Regions from separate parts of the Homo sapiens genome. Here region 2 is linked to region 1. The links are chromatin loops, found by intact Hi-C in ENCODE. Cell type or tissue: ascending aorta. All regions are shown on one strand. Links, peaks and the distances in the headings refer to the core of each region. The heading gives the core; the rest is flanking DNA.

Region 1 (8,814 bases), core at 1,481-6,480:
TCTGGGTAACCCCCATGCTGATACTAAATAAGAGCACAGTTTCCTGAAAGCAGTGCCCCAGGAGGATGGCCCAGGAACTCAAGGGTCACTGGGGCAGAGCACACTGTGTGGTGGAAGGGTGTGGACAAGACAGGCTTAGGAGGGTAGGGGCAGAGAGAATGCTGGGACGTGGCAGAAATCAGGGCTGCCTGAATTCCTTGGGAATAGGTAACATCATTTCATACAAAGGTTGTGTGTGTTCTTAGGTGCTTTCTGTACCACCTTTCTTCAGGGGTGCCTAGCCACTTATTGTGGGTTTTCTCCTTGGTCCCCTTCTCTCTATTTTTTACTTTAATTTTTTATTTCTTTTAACTTTCATTTTAAGTTCAGGGGTACAAGTACGGGTTTGTTACATAGGTAAACTGTATCATGGGGTTTGGTGTACAGATTATTTCATCACCCAGGTATGAATCCTAGAACCCATTAGTTATTTGTCCTGAGTCTCTCCCTCCTCCCACCCTCCACCCTCTGAAAGATCACCATGTTTGTTGTTCCCTCTATGTGTCCATGTGTTTTCATCATTTAATTCCCACTTATAAGTGAGAACATGTGGTATTTGGTTTTCTATTCCTCTCTCTCTTTTTAAAAATAGAGATGAAGTCTCGCCATGTTTTACATAATTACATAATTACTATATTAGGAATGCCTTTGCTTGGCCTAACACTTTACTATAAAATGCAAATAATCTTAAGAGGGACAATAGAATATATTTCATCTAGTATTTGTATTTTAACGGAGAGAAGTTTATGACAACTCAGGAGCTAGTTCTGATAAGCACAAGGAGAGAGGATGAGGGCACTGAGCATCTGAAATGACTTGAATTCCTGGCCTTAAGTGATCCTCCCGTCTTGGCCTCCCAACGTGTTGGGATTACAGGCATGAGCCACCACACCCTTCCTATTGTGGGTTTTCTTTATTCTCTATTGGCCAAGGGATGTTCCAGCTTGTTCCACTTGCCTCATCACATGGGGAGTCTTGGTTTACCTTTTGTTTTGTTTTGTTTTGTTTTACAAGTTTCTGTCTCTTTCTTTTATCCAGATAACTTATGCTATCCCAAGAGAAGAATGCTGTCAGGGCTAGAGTGCAATAAAGTAAGGCTGGGGAATAAATGAGCAAAATGATTCCATAGTCCACGGGGCCCTCTGTGTGTGCCCTCTTACGTCACAGTCATTTCAGATGCTCAGTGCCCTCATCCTGTCTCCCTGTGCTTATCAGAACTGGCTCCTGAGTTGTCATAAACTTCTTTCCATTAAAATACAAATACTAGATGAAATATATTCTATCATCCCTCTTAAGTATATTTGCATTTTATAGTAAAGTGTTAGGCCAAGCAAAGGCATTCCTAATATAGTAATTATGTAATTTCAGCATCTGCTGGTTAATGGCGGGACTGTGGAACCTAGTAACTTTGTTTCTGAAATCAGAGTCTAGGCTATTGTGTGCATAGATATGATTGTGGCCTCGGCTAGGGAGACTTCCGCCCTCAAATCTGTACTTTCTCAAGCTGGGGATCCTCAGGGTCTTTGAAAGACAAGTCTGCGTAAAGCAAGTGCTCTGTTTTTGAGTAGAGAATGCAGGGACCATAAAATCTTTAGCCTTCACTTCTCAGAAATCACCACTGATTCCAATAATAACTTCAAATATTCAGTAAATCTCAGGTATAGAAACTGGCCAATTCTTTATCCTTTTTGTCAATTACCAAATGATTACTCTGATAAAGATGGTAAAGACTTCCATCTTTATTCCTCTGTATGGAATGACCAACATTACAACATGATGTACCCACAAATATTTAAAATAAAGAATTTTTGTCCAGGTGCAGTGGCTCATACCTGTAATCCCAGCACTTTGAAAGACCAAGGCTGGTGGAACACGTGAGGTCAGGAATTCCAGACCAGCCTGGCCAACATGGTAAAACCCTGTCTCTACTAAAAATAAAAAAATTAGCCAGGTGTGGTGGTGCATGCCTGTAGTCCCAGCTATGAGGGAAGCTGAAGTAGGTTAATCGCTTGAACCCGGGAGGTGGAGGTTGTGGTGAGCCAAGATAGTGCCACTGCATTCCAGCCTGGGCAACAGAGCAAGGCTCTGTCTCAAAAAATAAATAAATAAATAATTTTTAAAAAACAATAAAAACCATTACAACACGTATGCATTAATATTTCCTGACACCACTAACATATGTACTTTTAACTTTCTTATGGGTTTTCTGAGAACTATTAGTGCATTCTGCAGAGCTGCCTTCCAGGATTTGGAGACTAAAAAGCAGTTAATCATGTAAAATACTTTCTGGATATAGTAATGAAGTCTGGTTTCACTGTATTTTTCTATGTTTACTTAGCAAAAGGCTTAAATGAGCCCACAGTGATAAATGTGGCCAAGTTTCCCTTCCCCTTCATCCCTCTCTTTCCTTCTTCTTTCTCAGGAAATTGGTGTGGAAAATCACTCTGTCCTGGGATGGCAACTCTCCTTGTATCCAGACTTATCCAGAGCTCCCTCTGCTCCCTCTAGGCACATGACTTGAGCTTCATGTGCCACCATGGGCATTGAAATTACAGTTTCCATAAACAGACAGACTGAGGATGAGAAGGGTAGAGGCAAATGCCATCAGCTTCTGTGCCTTGGGCCATGGATCCTATGGAGGCTGGGTTTCTCCCCCTTGCACCCTGTGAAGCTGGTAGCATACATGATTTTAACTTTCTGATGGGTTTTGACACCGTCAATACAGACCTTAGCTCTGCCAAGAACATCAGGCAAGTTCTCATAAGAAGTAGAAAGAAAAAAAAAATCTGGATAGCATTTCTCAATATTTCAAAATCCATGCCCTCCTTGGGAAAAAATAAAATAAAATAAATGATTTGAAATTTCAAAATAAGCACTTTTATTTGGCTTTCCAACTATATACTTTTATCACAATATTGAATATGTTTTGTTTCCAAAACACACATGTGGCCGGACGCAGTGGCTCACACCTGTAATCCCAGCAGTTTGGGAGGCCGAGGCGGGCGGATCCCCTGAGGTTGGGAGTTCGAGACCAGCCTGGTCAATATGGTGAAACCCCATCTCTACTAGAAATACAAAAAATAGTCAGGCATGATGGCGGGTGCCTGTAATCCCAGCTACTTGGGAGACTGAGGTGGGAAAATGGCTTGAACCCAGGAGGTGGAGTTTGCAGTTAGCCGAGATTGAGCCATTACACTCCAGCCTGGATCATAAGAGCGAAACTCTGTTTCATAAAAGCAAGCAAACAAACAAACAAAAAGAAAACACATGCCTCTTTGAAAGTCTAACATCCCCCACAGAGGATCATAGGTCTCAAATGTGGGTGATCTCAGCAGGGGCCCTCTTCCCCCTGGGCTTAGGGGAACAATGGATTTGTCCAGTTCCCTGTTCTGTCTTGGTTTCACCTTTGTTAACATGTCCAGTGTTTTGGTTCCATTTGGTTCTATTAGGAGTGTGTGGCAGGCCGCCCAAGGGAATGGATTTGGCAGTTATGCCAGTGATTTGGTTAAGAAGAACAACCAACTGGAATAATTTGATTTGGTAAGCACATTTTCTTTTCTTTGGCAGGGCAGGTAGGATGCTAGGCAAGCCAAGGGATTATATTTTTATAAGCTTGTTTTTCATTGCAAGCTTGTTATATATCCAAGAGAATTATTTCAACGTGCTGTTTCTTTAGTAGGATAATATCTTTCAAGGATTTCTTTCTACTATTAGTTAAAGAGTAATTTTAAATCAGCAAAATAGTTATTCCTAATAATAATAACTATTATTGGGTCTAATTACTTTATGTATATTATATAATAATAATAATAATAATAATACATTTTTGGAAAGAAAGAAACAGCAGATACAGGAGATATTGAAAGTGAGGAAAGGGAATCAAGTAATATCCAGAATCTTCCTTAAGAAAGGATAGTTAAATATTGCTTATTACCTGAAAACTACATGTCACCTGGGAGCAACAGACCCAAAGGAAGTGAGAATAGGCCGGGATGAGGCAGAAAGAAGTAATGTTAAGCAAGAAAGAAACCTTATGTGATTTTTGGGGGAACGAAGATAATTATAGTGGGGAGAGGTGGAGAGAGGGCAGGCCTGTTTATCTCAGCACGGAACTTGTTAAAAAACACTTTTATTTTTAAACTCAAATTTTACTTTAAAATAAAGTATCATTTTCTTGAATGGAGTTCTGTATATTTAGAAGTTTACTTTGGATCCTCAGATATGTCTACAAACTTATACAGCTATCCCTCTGGGTAGAATGTGCTTAGGAGCATAGGAAAAACCAGTTTGCCTTCTCTGTGGTTATACCCTGTAGATTTTTTTTTTTGAGGATATAAAAACTTTTTTTCAATATTCATGGTATGAAACTAGAAATGATTATTAATTTAAAACATAAAATATTTCCAGGTTTCATTTGACAATATTTATTTAGTTTGAAATATTAAAAAATAAAACGCAAGAAATTTTATAGGAAAGAAACCATCACTTCAAGTGGCAAATTCACCCTTTAGGAATAGTTTGCCTTTAGTTTATAACTATTCAATGCTAATTGCAACAGGAAGATCATCACCAACCTAAATGGTCCCTTAAAATTTACAAAGTGTTCATGTCCAGAATCTTTTCTTTTTCCTGTCCTAAATTGTTTATTAGGTATGAATTGTACAAACTTTACTTGTATTCGCGGTAACGGCGGAGCTAGGGAGTAGCTGCCCAGCGAAACCACCAGTAGTGTGGTGGAGCTTATGGCCCTTCCAAGGCCCCGGCTCTTTCAGCCTGCAGATGTCAGCCTGCGCATCTCCCTGTGCTTGTGGACTGGTTTTTGGTGATCCGTCGGGTGTCAGGATTTCTTCTCATAGCTTTATGGAATGGATCGATGAGGATAACCTCAAAAAATTTGTATGTGGAACCTTCACCAGCCCAGTAAGAATTGAGGATTCTTAGAGCCCCAAAGTGGCGTCCAGCTCGCTCCTCTACAAAGGACTGAAGGCTTCGAGCAAAGTTTAGCTGGTTAACACCATGATGGACAGGCTTGCCGTAAGTTACACCCTTCGGAACTGGACGTTTTCAGCCACCACGGCGAACACGAATCCTACAATCTTGCTTGGCCTTGTAGCCCAGTCGGCGTGCTTTTATCAGGGCAGGTGGGGTGGGGAGCCCTGTGGAAAGCAGACAGCTGGTGGTACTCAGCTGAGCAGCGGACCCTCAGAAGAAAGTGCATGACATCAGACAGTTTCTTTCTCCATAGCTCCCGGATGTACTTGTATGCACCCACCTTGGCTTACCTGATGGTTGCCACCAGATGGAAAGGCATGTCCAGAATCTTAATTAATATTTCAAATAGCTCTTTTTGAAATTGGCAGGGCAGGTAGTATTATTATTCTCATTTTTTCAAATGTGGAAACCACAACAGAAAGAAGTCAAATGACTTGACTACAGTCATCCCACTTTCCATAGAGAAACTAGGACTTCAGTAAAGGCATTCTGATTCCAAATCCTTTTTTCACCATATCATGCTACTTCCTTAACTACCTGTATTTACAAACAGCTGCAGAAGCCCCCGAAATAATTCATTTTGGATGCAGTCCATTTAGGATTCATGGATCCTGGGCACAACCTAACCATACTCTTTCCTTCTTTCCTGCTACCACTCCCCTTCTTTTCACCCACTCCTCAAACACAAATCTAACAAAATATCTGTAACCAAAGGAGGAACTTGTGTGAATAAATATATTTAGGAAACAGATTTCCAAACACTCTGGAGCCTAATAAACAACGATTTTTAAATATGTTTTATGACTGCTCTGGGGTTCCACAGAAACAGATGGACACAGAAGTACTTAGGATGTATTTGGCATGTGATAGGAAGTGATATCATGAGAAGAATGAAAAGGGATGTGAAACACTGAAAGCGTAAGGTAATACAAGTAACAACTTTCCCTGCTGTTGCTTCAAAAGGTCAAAAATATAGCTTCATGCTGTTCCCAGAAATGACCAAAGAATTAAGGAACGACTTATCATATGAAGTATCACACAATGTCTTGTTCTGCCAGGGGTCCGGGCCCCATATCTCAGACAAAGACATCTCAGCTTTTGAATACCCTTCAAAAGCTACCTATTCTCTGCTAGAAAACAGGACTCCAAACCTGCAGAACTGGGCCCACTCTTCCTTTTTCAAGACTAGTACCCACCACCTTGAAGATGAGCTGAGACCTTAAAAAAAAAAAAAAAAAAACACATGCCCACCTCTGGATGTAGCTCCCTGTCCCCTGTCAGCCAGACCAATAAGTAGGGTCAAGTGACAACACAGCTGAGTTGTGTGAGCATTGGGCCTGCGAGGGGAGAAAAAGGACTTAGACCAAATGAGACACAGGATACAGTTCCCATATGCCAGAGTCTCTGGGGAGAAATTACGGAACTGGATTCTGGGTGTGCTGAATTAAGGGGAATTGAATATCATAGACAATATTCAATACAATAAAGAATTTATCAATATGGCAGCCCTCTTCCTTAACACAGGATTTAACACTGGCAGGATCCACTGAAGATGATGCTAATGCATTGCTAGGCTGGCTTTGAAAACTTTGGGAAAATGATGGCTCACGCTCACTTTATTTGAAATTCCACAACTCCACGGTACAAAGTTGAGCAAGGGGATCAAGAGGCTCATGGTAGCAGGCAGGCTGCAGTGGCAGGATATACAATGTAAGGCCAAAAAGTTCACCAACTGGCTATATTCTGTGGGAATGCCAAGGAAGCAGTTTGCCAGACCCATAAGGAATATACTAGTGAGAGGATGCCAGCCAGAGTTGTGGAGTTCAGTGATGTTCTTCGCTGGAGTTCAGGGCTGAGGATAGGAGAAGCTTTACAGAACTGGGATCCCAGAAAGCTGTTGTAATAATGGAAGCCAGGTGGTGGCACTGAAGCTTCAGAAGCCAGGTGGGTGCAATTATGATAATGACCCACACTGTGGAATGGCAATCTTAAGAGCCTGAGCCACCAAGAGCTATGAATATGGTTAACAGTGCATGGTATTCCCAGGGCAAGATAAGTGGGCAGACAATAAGGGTATCATTCCATCTAAACTACAAAAGAAATCAAGAATGGATAATCAGGAGGTTGAATACAGAAATTAAAATGTCACTGTCTCCAGTTTAGATTCCAGACCTAAGCCAATTTTCAGACCCAAAATTCATTGACTAATGGAGTGGCTTGGTCCCCATAAGGATGGATCACTATAACACCACAGCAAGTGGATATATTAATGATTCTTCCTCGTTCCTTCTCAAAGGGATCTACAGCCATTTACACAGGCAACTATATTCTGAAGAAATGGATATACCTTGACATTTTGAGAACTGTTGAACCTAAAGTCTTCCTTGATATTGACAGCCAAAGACTTGAAGCCCCATCATGGCCACTCTAGCAGAGTAGGGGTATATGGGAGGCCAAGCAATGGTGGAATCCTGGCTCGTGTCCAACTCACCTGGAGCCCATGGATTGACAAAGTGTCCAGTTCCCCAGTCTCTGAATGCATGATAGGAGTGGACATACTTGGTAGTTGTCAGAATACTCATTTGGAGTTTTTCACCTGTGCAGTAAAAGCTATCATACAGTGGGAAGCCCAGGTGGAAGTCTCTGAAACTGCCTCCACCGCAATATAGTACACCTAAAGCAATTTCACACACCAAGGGAATTGCAGAAGTTAGTGCCACCCTTAAAGATCCAAAGGATGCCTGGGTGGTAGCCCCTTTTATGTTCTTTAATTTACTGGCAAATGAAACGCATGGCCCCTACATAAACCAGACAGACCTTGGCAGACAGTAGCCCCAATTGCAGCAGGGATTTTTATGTGGAAGTGGGTAGTAGTAGCTTCATGTGTGTGTTAGTCCATTCTTGCACTGCCAATAAAGACATACCTGAGGCTGCGATAATTTATACAGGAAAGAGGTTTAATTGACTCACAGTTCAGCATGGCTGGGGAGGCCTCAGGAAACTTACAATCATGGTGGAAGGGGAAGCAAACACGTCTTTCTTCACATGGCAGCGGGAAGGAGAAGTGCTGAGCAAAGGGGGAAAAGCCCCTTATAAAACCATCAGATCTTGTGAGAACTCACTATCATGACAGCAGCAGTATGGGAGTATCTGCCCCCACAATTCAATCACCTCCCACTGGGTCCCTTCCACAACACATGGGGGTTATGGGAACTATAATTCAAGATGAGATTTGGATGGGGACACAGCCAAACCATATCAATGTGCCTTGAAGAGAGTTGAGAAAGATCAGCACAGCTATAGTCAAAAAAGAGAAACTGAAGAGACCAGAAATATCTTCAAATACAGTTGAATGGTATTAAAGATCCAGCTAAGTTGAAGGCCATGGGATTCTGATGACATCCATTCTCGGAGTATGTGAGTTTTCATGCTTAGGAGCCTAGATAGAGGGTCTGGGCTGCTATATTAGTTTTCTAGGGCTGTGATAGCAAAGTACCAAAAACTGGGTATCTTAAAATGATAGATGTTTATTCTGTCACTGTTTTGGGTGCTGGAAGTTCAAAATGAAGCTGTCAGAAGGGCCATGCTCTCTCTGGAGGCTCTAGGGGAGAATTCTTTCCTGCTAGTTCCTAGCTTCTGGTGGCTCCCAGCAATCCTGGGTGTGGCTTGGCTTGCAGCTGCATAGTCCCAACCTCCATCTACACTTGGAGTTCTTCCTCTGTGTCTTCATATCATTTTCCCTCTGTGCATGTCCGACTTGTGTCTGTGTCCAAATTTCCCTTC
Region 2 (6,907 bases), core at 1,908-6,907, 130 kb after region 1:
GTGTTCCATCTGCTATTCTACTACTCCTCAGGGATTATTCAGGCCCCCTCCCTTCCCTACACATCAAGCTCGAGGATTTGCTCCCACCCAGGACTGGCAAATTAGCTTTACTCAACATGCCCCGAGTCAGATAACTAAAATACCTCTTAGTCTAGGTAGACACTTTCACTGGATAGGTACAGGCCTTTCTTGTAGGGTCTGAGAAGGCCACCGCAGTCATTTCTTCCCTTCTGTCAGACATAATTCCTCAGTTTAGCCTTCCCACCTCAATACAGTCTGATAACAGACCAGCCTTTATTAGTCAAATCAGCCAAGCAGCTTTTCAGGCTCTTAGTATTCAGTGAAACCTTTATATCCCTTACGGTCCTCCGTCTTCAAGAAAAGTAGAATGGACTAAACGGTCTGTTAAAAACACACCTCACCAAGCTCAGCCACCAACTTAAAAAGGACTGGACAATACTTTTACCACTTTCCCTTCTCAGAATTCAGGCCTGTCCTCAGAATGCTACAGGGTACAGCCCATTTGAGCTCCTGTATAGATGCTCCTTTTTATTAGGCCCAGTCTCATTCCAGACACCAGACCAACTTAGACTGTGCCCCAAAAAAACTTGTCATCCCTGCTATCTTCTGTCTAGTCATACTCCTATTCACTGTTCTCAACTACTCATACATGCCCTGCTCTTGTTTACACTATTCTTCCAAGCCATCACAGCTGATATCTCCTGGTGCTATCCCCAAACTGCCACTCTTAACTCTTGAAGTAAATAAATAATCTTTGCTGGCAGGACTATGCTGAATCTCCTTAGGCACTCTCTAATCAGATATCCTGAGTCATCCCAATTCTTAGACCTTTTATACCTGTTTTTCTCCTTCTGTTATTCCATTTAGTTTTTCAATTCATCCAAAACCGTATCTAGGCCATCACCAATCATTCTACACGACAAATGTTTCTTCTAACAACCCCACAATAACACCCCTTACCACAAGACCTCCCTTCAGCTTAATCTCTCCCACTCTAGGTTCCCACGCCGCCCCTAATCCCGCTTGAAGCAGCCCTCAGAAACATCGCCCATTCTCTCTCCATACCACCCCCCAAAAATTTTCACCGCCCCAACACTTCAACACTATTTTGTTTTGTTTTTCTTATTAATATAAGAAGGCAGGAATGTCAGGCCTCTGAGCCCAAGCCAAGCCATCGCATCCCCTGTGATTTGCACATATACACCCAGATGGCCTGAAGTAACTGAAGAATCACAAAAGAAGTGAATATGCCCTGCCCCACCTTAACTGATGACATTCCACCACAAAAGAAGTGTAAATGGCCGGTCCTTGCCTGAAGTGATGACATTACCTTGTGAAAGTCCTTTTCCTGGCTCATCCTGGCTCAAAAAGCACCCCCACTGAGCACCTTGCGACCCCCACTCCTGCCCGCCAGAGAACAACCCCCCTTTGACTGTAATTTTCCTTTACCTACCCAAATCCTATAAAACGGCCCCACCCTTATCTCCCTTCGCTGACTCTCTTTTCGGACTCAGCCTGCCTGCACCCAGGTGATTAAAAGCTTTATTGCTCACACAAAGCCTGTTTGGTGGTCTCTTCACAGGGACGTGCATGAAAGTTAGGGGTAGAAGAAAAGATGGATTGAGGTTGTCCTCAGACTTTCCATGGTATCTGAGCTGTTTTCCTCTTCCGGAATTGTGTCTCATATGAAGTTCCTCTTCATTTGAGGTATAAATAATTCCTGTGTTGAGTGCTCTTATACTTTGGCCCATTTATTTATCACCTACCGAGGAGATAACACATCTCTGTCAACTCTGTTTTCTATTACTTTTTTCCTGTGCTCAAGTAATCCTCCTGCTTCAGCCTCCCAAGTAGCTGGGACTACAGGTGCATGCCACTGTACCTGTCCTTGTTTTCCCTTTCCTTGTTTCACCAGTTTTCCCATCATGTTACCATTTTCTGTAGCGATTGTTTTATCTTTCCATTCTGCATGCTCCTTTTCAAAGTGACTTTGCTGCTCCCCCATCAACAGGCAGAGCCTGTTTCCACATCCTCTGAATGTAGGCTAGCCTTGGGACTAGCTTTGGCAAATAGAATGTGGCAGAAGTGACATTTTGCATTTTATAAGGCATCCTTAGGAGGTTTGCAGCTTCTGCTTTAGGTTCCGAAAATGGAGCTCCTACCACTATGAAAAAAAGCTCAGGTTAAACTACTTGAATGATGAGAGACTATCCAGTAGAGAGGTCCAGGCTCACAGCCAGCACCAAGTTCTCATATGAGAGAGTAAGGCCATTTTATGCTCTCCAGTCCCAATAGAGCTACCAGATGACTGCTGCGGCACAAGTGACCCCAGAAAAGCCCATAAGAAAAACAACCTATATGAGCCCAGACAAGCCACAGAATCGTGAAAAATAGGAAATTGTGAAAAGCCAATAAATCGACATATGATTTGTTATGCAGCATTAGCTAAATAAGACAACTGATTTCCATCCCAAAGTAGTCAGGAAAAGGAATAGGTAAACCTATATAGTCAATTTGCTTTTCCTCATATTTGAGGGAATTAGTGAGAAAAATCAGGGTTCTGAAAAGCTGGGGGGCAGAGTTCAGAGACAATTCTGGCTCTGCTTGTCACATTCAGAATCTCCTGTTTATTTCAGGAGGTTTAGATGTTTCTCTAATTAAGAGGGAGTATAAGCCACTCTTCTGCTATGCTCATTCTTATAATACAATGTGTCATTTTAAACCCACTTTGGCCTCTCTCCCTTTGATTGGATGAACCTAATTATGGTTTGCTTGGGGAAACTTGGCTTGAGGCTGTGGTTCTCTACCATTACTGTCTATAAAACTCAGTAAACCCTACTGACAGGTAGAATCCTGCCCATCACTCTCACGACAGTCTGTAGCTCTTCCTTATAAATACACATTAGGTAATTCTGAGGCTAGTGGTCTACACTTTGTGAAATACAATTGACATAAATCTAACATTTCAGAGAATAATAGGTCCAGTTTTACCTCTTTCCATCAGTTGTTTGTGAAGTTAATAATTGAGACACAGCCTAAGCCCGAAAGCAAGACTCCATGTCTACAAAAGATACAAAAGCAAATTAGCCATACATAGTGGTGTGCACCTGTAGTCCCAGTTACTCAGGAGGCTGAGGTGGGAGGATCCCTTGAGCCCAGCAGTTTGAGGCTGCAGTGAGCCATGATCATACCACTGTACTCCAGTTTGGGCAACAGAGTGAGACCCTGTCTCAAAAAAATAAAGAATTGGAGGCTGGGCATGGTGGCTCTTGCCTGTAATCCCAGCACTTTGGGAGGCCGAGGTGGGTGGATCATCTGAGGTTGGGAGTTCGAGACCAGCCTGACCAACATGGAGAAACCCCATCTGTACTAAAAATACAAAATTAGCCGGGTGTGGTGGCACATGCCTGTAATCCCAACTACTTGGGAGGCTTAGGCAGGAGAATCGCTTGAACTTGGGAGGAGGAGGTTGCAGTGAGACAAGATCACACCACTGCACTCCAGCCTGGGCAAAAAGAGTGAAACTGTCTCAAAAAAAAAAAAAAAAAGAATTGGGGCAAAAGTCGTTTGGGTGTGCATATTGATTCCATACTTCAAAGGACGTAGTAGATGCATACCCATGTTCACAGCATTGTTCACAGTAGCCAGGGGGTGGAGACAACCCAAGTGGCCATTGACAGATAAATGAATACATAAAATGTGGGATATTTATGGAATATTATTCAGCCTTAAAAAAGAAGGAAGATCTCACATATGCTACAACATAGATGAACCTTGAGGACATTATGCTAAGTAAAATCAGCCATTCACAAGAAAGACAATGTATGATTCCACTTATATAAGGCATCCAAAGATCTCAAATTTCTAGAATGGAAAGTGGAATGGTGCTTACGAGGAGCTGGGAGAATGGAGAGTTGTTTAATGGGTGTAGATTTTCACTTTTACAAGAGATCTGTTTTCTAGGGATCTGTTGCACAACAATGTGTTAACACCACTAAACCACATAATTACAAGTGTTTAACATGGTAAATTTTATGTTATGTGGGTTTTTTAAAAATTGTGGTTAACCACAATTTTTTTTTTTTAATGAGGAGGAAGAAGAGGACGTGTTGACAGCATAAATGGTAAATCCTGATTGTAGATGGAGAATTTACAAGTTTGTTATGACTATGTTTCACAGCAATACTAAAAACAACAACAATAAATACAGTTGTCACTTTAGAAACATTGTTAACTCTATACATCAGATAAAATTGAACATAGGAAACTCCTACAGCTGCAGAGTAGCATATAGTTAGAGGCCATCTCTAAAGAGTTGCTCTCCCCCTGCTGGCAAGTCTTGGAATTGTTCAGTTTGGGGAAGGAACCAGGACAGCTAGAGAGAGAACGTTCTCAGTAAGATGCTCTTGTCATTAAAATGTAGGTGCTTTCATTCATCAAAATATTTCCTAGAAAGACACCAAACTCCCATAGCTATTATCTGAAGTTATTCACTTTTACATTCTTCCATTTATTTCTTTTAAATATTTTAATTGACAAATGACAGATTGTATATATTTATGGTGTACAATGTAAAGTTTCGATATGTGTATACATTGTGGAATGATTAAATCCAATTCTTCCACTTCTTAAAATGAATGTACAACTTATTTGACTATAGCTCATTCATTCACCAACCTGTATTTAACTCTTAATATGCATTGTTGTGCCAAACACTGGGATTTCAAAGATGACATTGGTGTGGACCCAGGTTTGATATCTGATAGAGGGATATAGACATGTAAATCATTAAATCAAATTTAGTAAAGAGTTGTAAGTGTAATAGAAACCATCTGTGTACTACAGTATAAGAATTACGGCATAAAGAAAGCAGTAAAGAGATTCAGCAGGAGTATAATTAATATATTGGATTCCTGTCTTTTTTTTAAATTAATTATTTCTTTTTTTTTTTTTTTTTTGAGACTGAGTCTCGCTCTGTTGCCCAGGCTGGAGTGCAGTGGCACGTCGGGTCACTGCAAACCTCCCGCTCCTGGGTTCAAGCGATTCTCCTGCCTCAGTCTCCTGAGTAGCTGGGATTACAGGCATGAACCACCACGCCCGGACTTCCTGCCCTTTGAATTTACCAAGAAGAGGTAATTCGATCATGCATAGCACACAAATATATTAATTGTCAAAGCGCATCCTCTCTCTATTCTTGTGAGTTGGATTTTTTTTTAAAAAAGACTTTCATTTTGAAATAATTACAAATTCACAGGAAATTGCAGAGATGGATAGTACAGAGGTTCTGTGTATCCTTTACCTGGTTTCCCCAGTGATTACATCATCAAAACCAAGGAGTTGATTGACAATGATAAAAAGCATGTGCATAATTCTATGTCCTTTTACCATATGTTTAGATTTGATAAGCACCACTTCAATCAAGATATATAACTATTTCATTACCACAGGGATCTTCCAGGGCTACCGCTTTACAATACTACTAACCTCCTCCCTCTAGCATCGTTAAACCCTGGCAACTGTTCATCTATTAAAGGATGACATTGGCACTGGAGATGACATCTAATAAAGAGACACAGAGAAGTAAATCATGCAAATCTAATGCAGAGAATAAACTAAGCTTGTAACCTGTAATAGCTTGTAGCTTCAATGTTATATAAATGAAATCATTCAGTATGTGACCCTTTGAGATTGGCTTTATTCCCCCCAATTAGTGCACTTTCCTGTAATCAAGCCAAGTTGCTGTGTATCAATAGTTTATTGCTTTTTTACTGCCGAGTTATATTTCTAGTTTGGAGGTACACAGTTTGCTGAATCACTCACCTATTGTAGGACATTTTCAGTTATTTCCAGTTCTTATCTGTTACATATAACACTGCTATGAACAACTATATGCAGGTTCTTTTATGGACTTAAAGTTGCATTTCTCTGAGTTAAATGTCCAGGAGGATGATTGCTAGGTTGATTAGTAAGTGAATGTTTATTTCTTTTTGAGAAACTGCCAAACAGTTTTTCAGAGTGGCCATAACACTTAACATCACCACCCGCGATGTGTGAAACATCTAGTGTTTCCATATTCTTACAGGCATTATTTTTCATTATTGTCATTATTTTTCATTGATTTGATTTAATAGGCATGCAGTGATAGCTCATAGTGATCCTAATTTGCATTTCACAATTGGATTAGGTGTTGCATATGTTTTCATGTGCTTATTTGACATTTATGTATGCTTTCTGGTGAAATACTTCATCACGTCTTTTGCCATTTTCTAAGTGAATAGTTTAACTTTTTACTGTTGCAGATTGAGAGTGTTTATGAATTCTAGACATGACTCCTTTATCAGATATGTGGTTTGCAAATATTTCCTCTTAGTCTGCGGCTTGTATTTTCACATCTTTACTGGGTCTTCTGCAGGACAAACACTTTTAATTTGGATGAAGTTTAATTTATCATTTTTTTTTTCTTTTATGAAGCATGCTTTTGGTGTCATGTCTAAGAACTCTTCGTCAAACCCCAGGTCCTGAAAATGTTTGTCTATGATTTCTTCTAAAGTTTTATAGTTTACATTTTACTTTAAAATCTATGATTCAAAAATTTGAGTTAATTTTTATATAATGTGTGAGATTTAGGTCAAGGTTCACATTTTTACTTATGAATATACAATAGCTGCAGGACCGTATATTGAAAAGGCTATCTTTCCTCCATTGCAATGCTTTTTGACCTTTGTTAAGACTCAGTTCAGTGTATTTTCTTAGGTGTACTTCTGGGTTCTTTATCCTGTTCTATTGATTTATGTCACTGTCCCTCCATCAGTACCATGTAACCTGTTTACTGTGTCGGCAAAGTAAGTCTTGAAATTGGGTAGAGTGAGTCTTCCCACTTGATTCA

Evidence for each region. Hi-C counts contacts between places; a loop is a spot of excess contacts. Peaks named below come from ENCODE experiments on the same cell type or tissue, not always from the same donor. Only the 100,000 strongest peaks of a DNase experiment are listed, where the experiment ranks them.
Region 2: a loop joins it to region 1, with 3 times the contacts of the local background. A loop is called at or near these places in 39 of 110 quality-filtered maps.

The regions. Positions count from the first base shown.
Region 1 is chr6:131,776,002-131,784,815 of GRCh38, forward strand. It overlaps the pseudogene RPL15P9. Among named protein-coding and RNA genes, the nearest start is that of MIR548H5, 12 kb to the right of the region's middle. In ascending aorta, for the core only: no CTCF peak of the experiment used is centred there; DNase peaks (open chromatin) are centred at 2,674 and 3,510; H3K4me3 peaks cover 567 bases; H3K27ac peaks cover 2,173 bases.
Region 2 is chr6:131,905,803-131,912,709 of GRCh38, forward strand. The region is part of intron 2 of CCN2-AS1 (CCN2 antisense RNA 1); the gene reads left to right. Among named protein-coding and RNA genes, the nearest start is that of CCN2-AS1, 7.3 kb to the left of the region's middle. RefSeq lists enhancers at 1,077-1,603, 1,604-2,130 and a silencer at 4,167-4,461. In ascending aorta, for the core only: a CTCF peak has its summit at 4,351 (motif pointing left); a DNase peak (open chromatin) is centred at 4,349.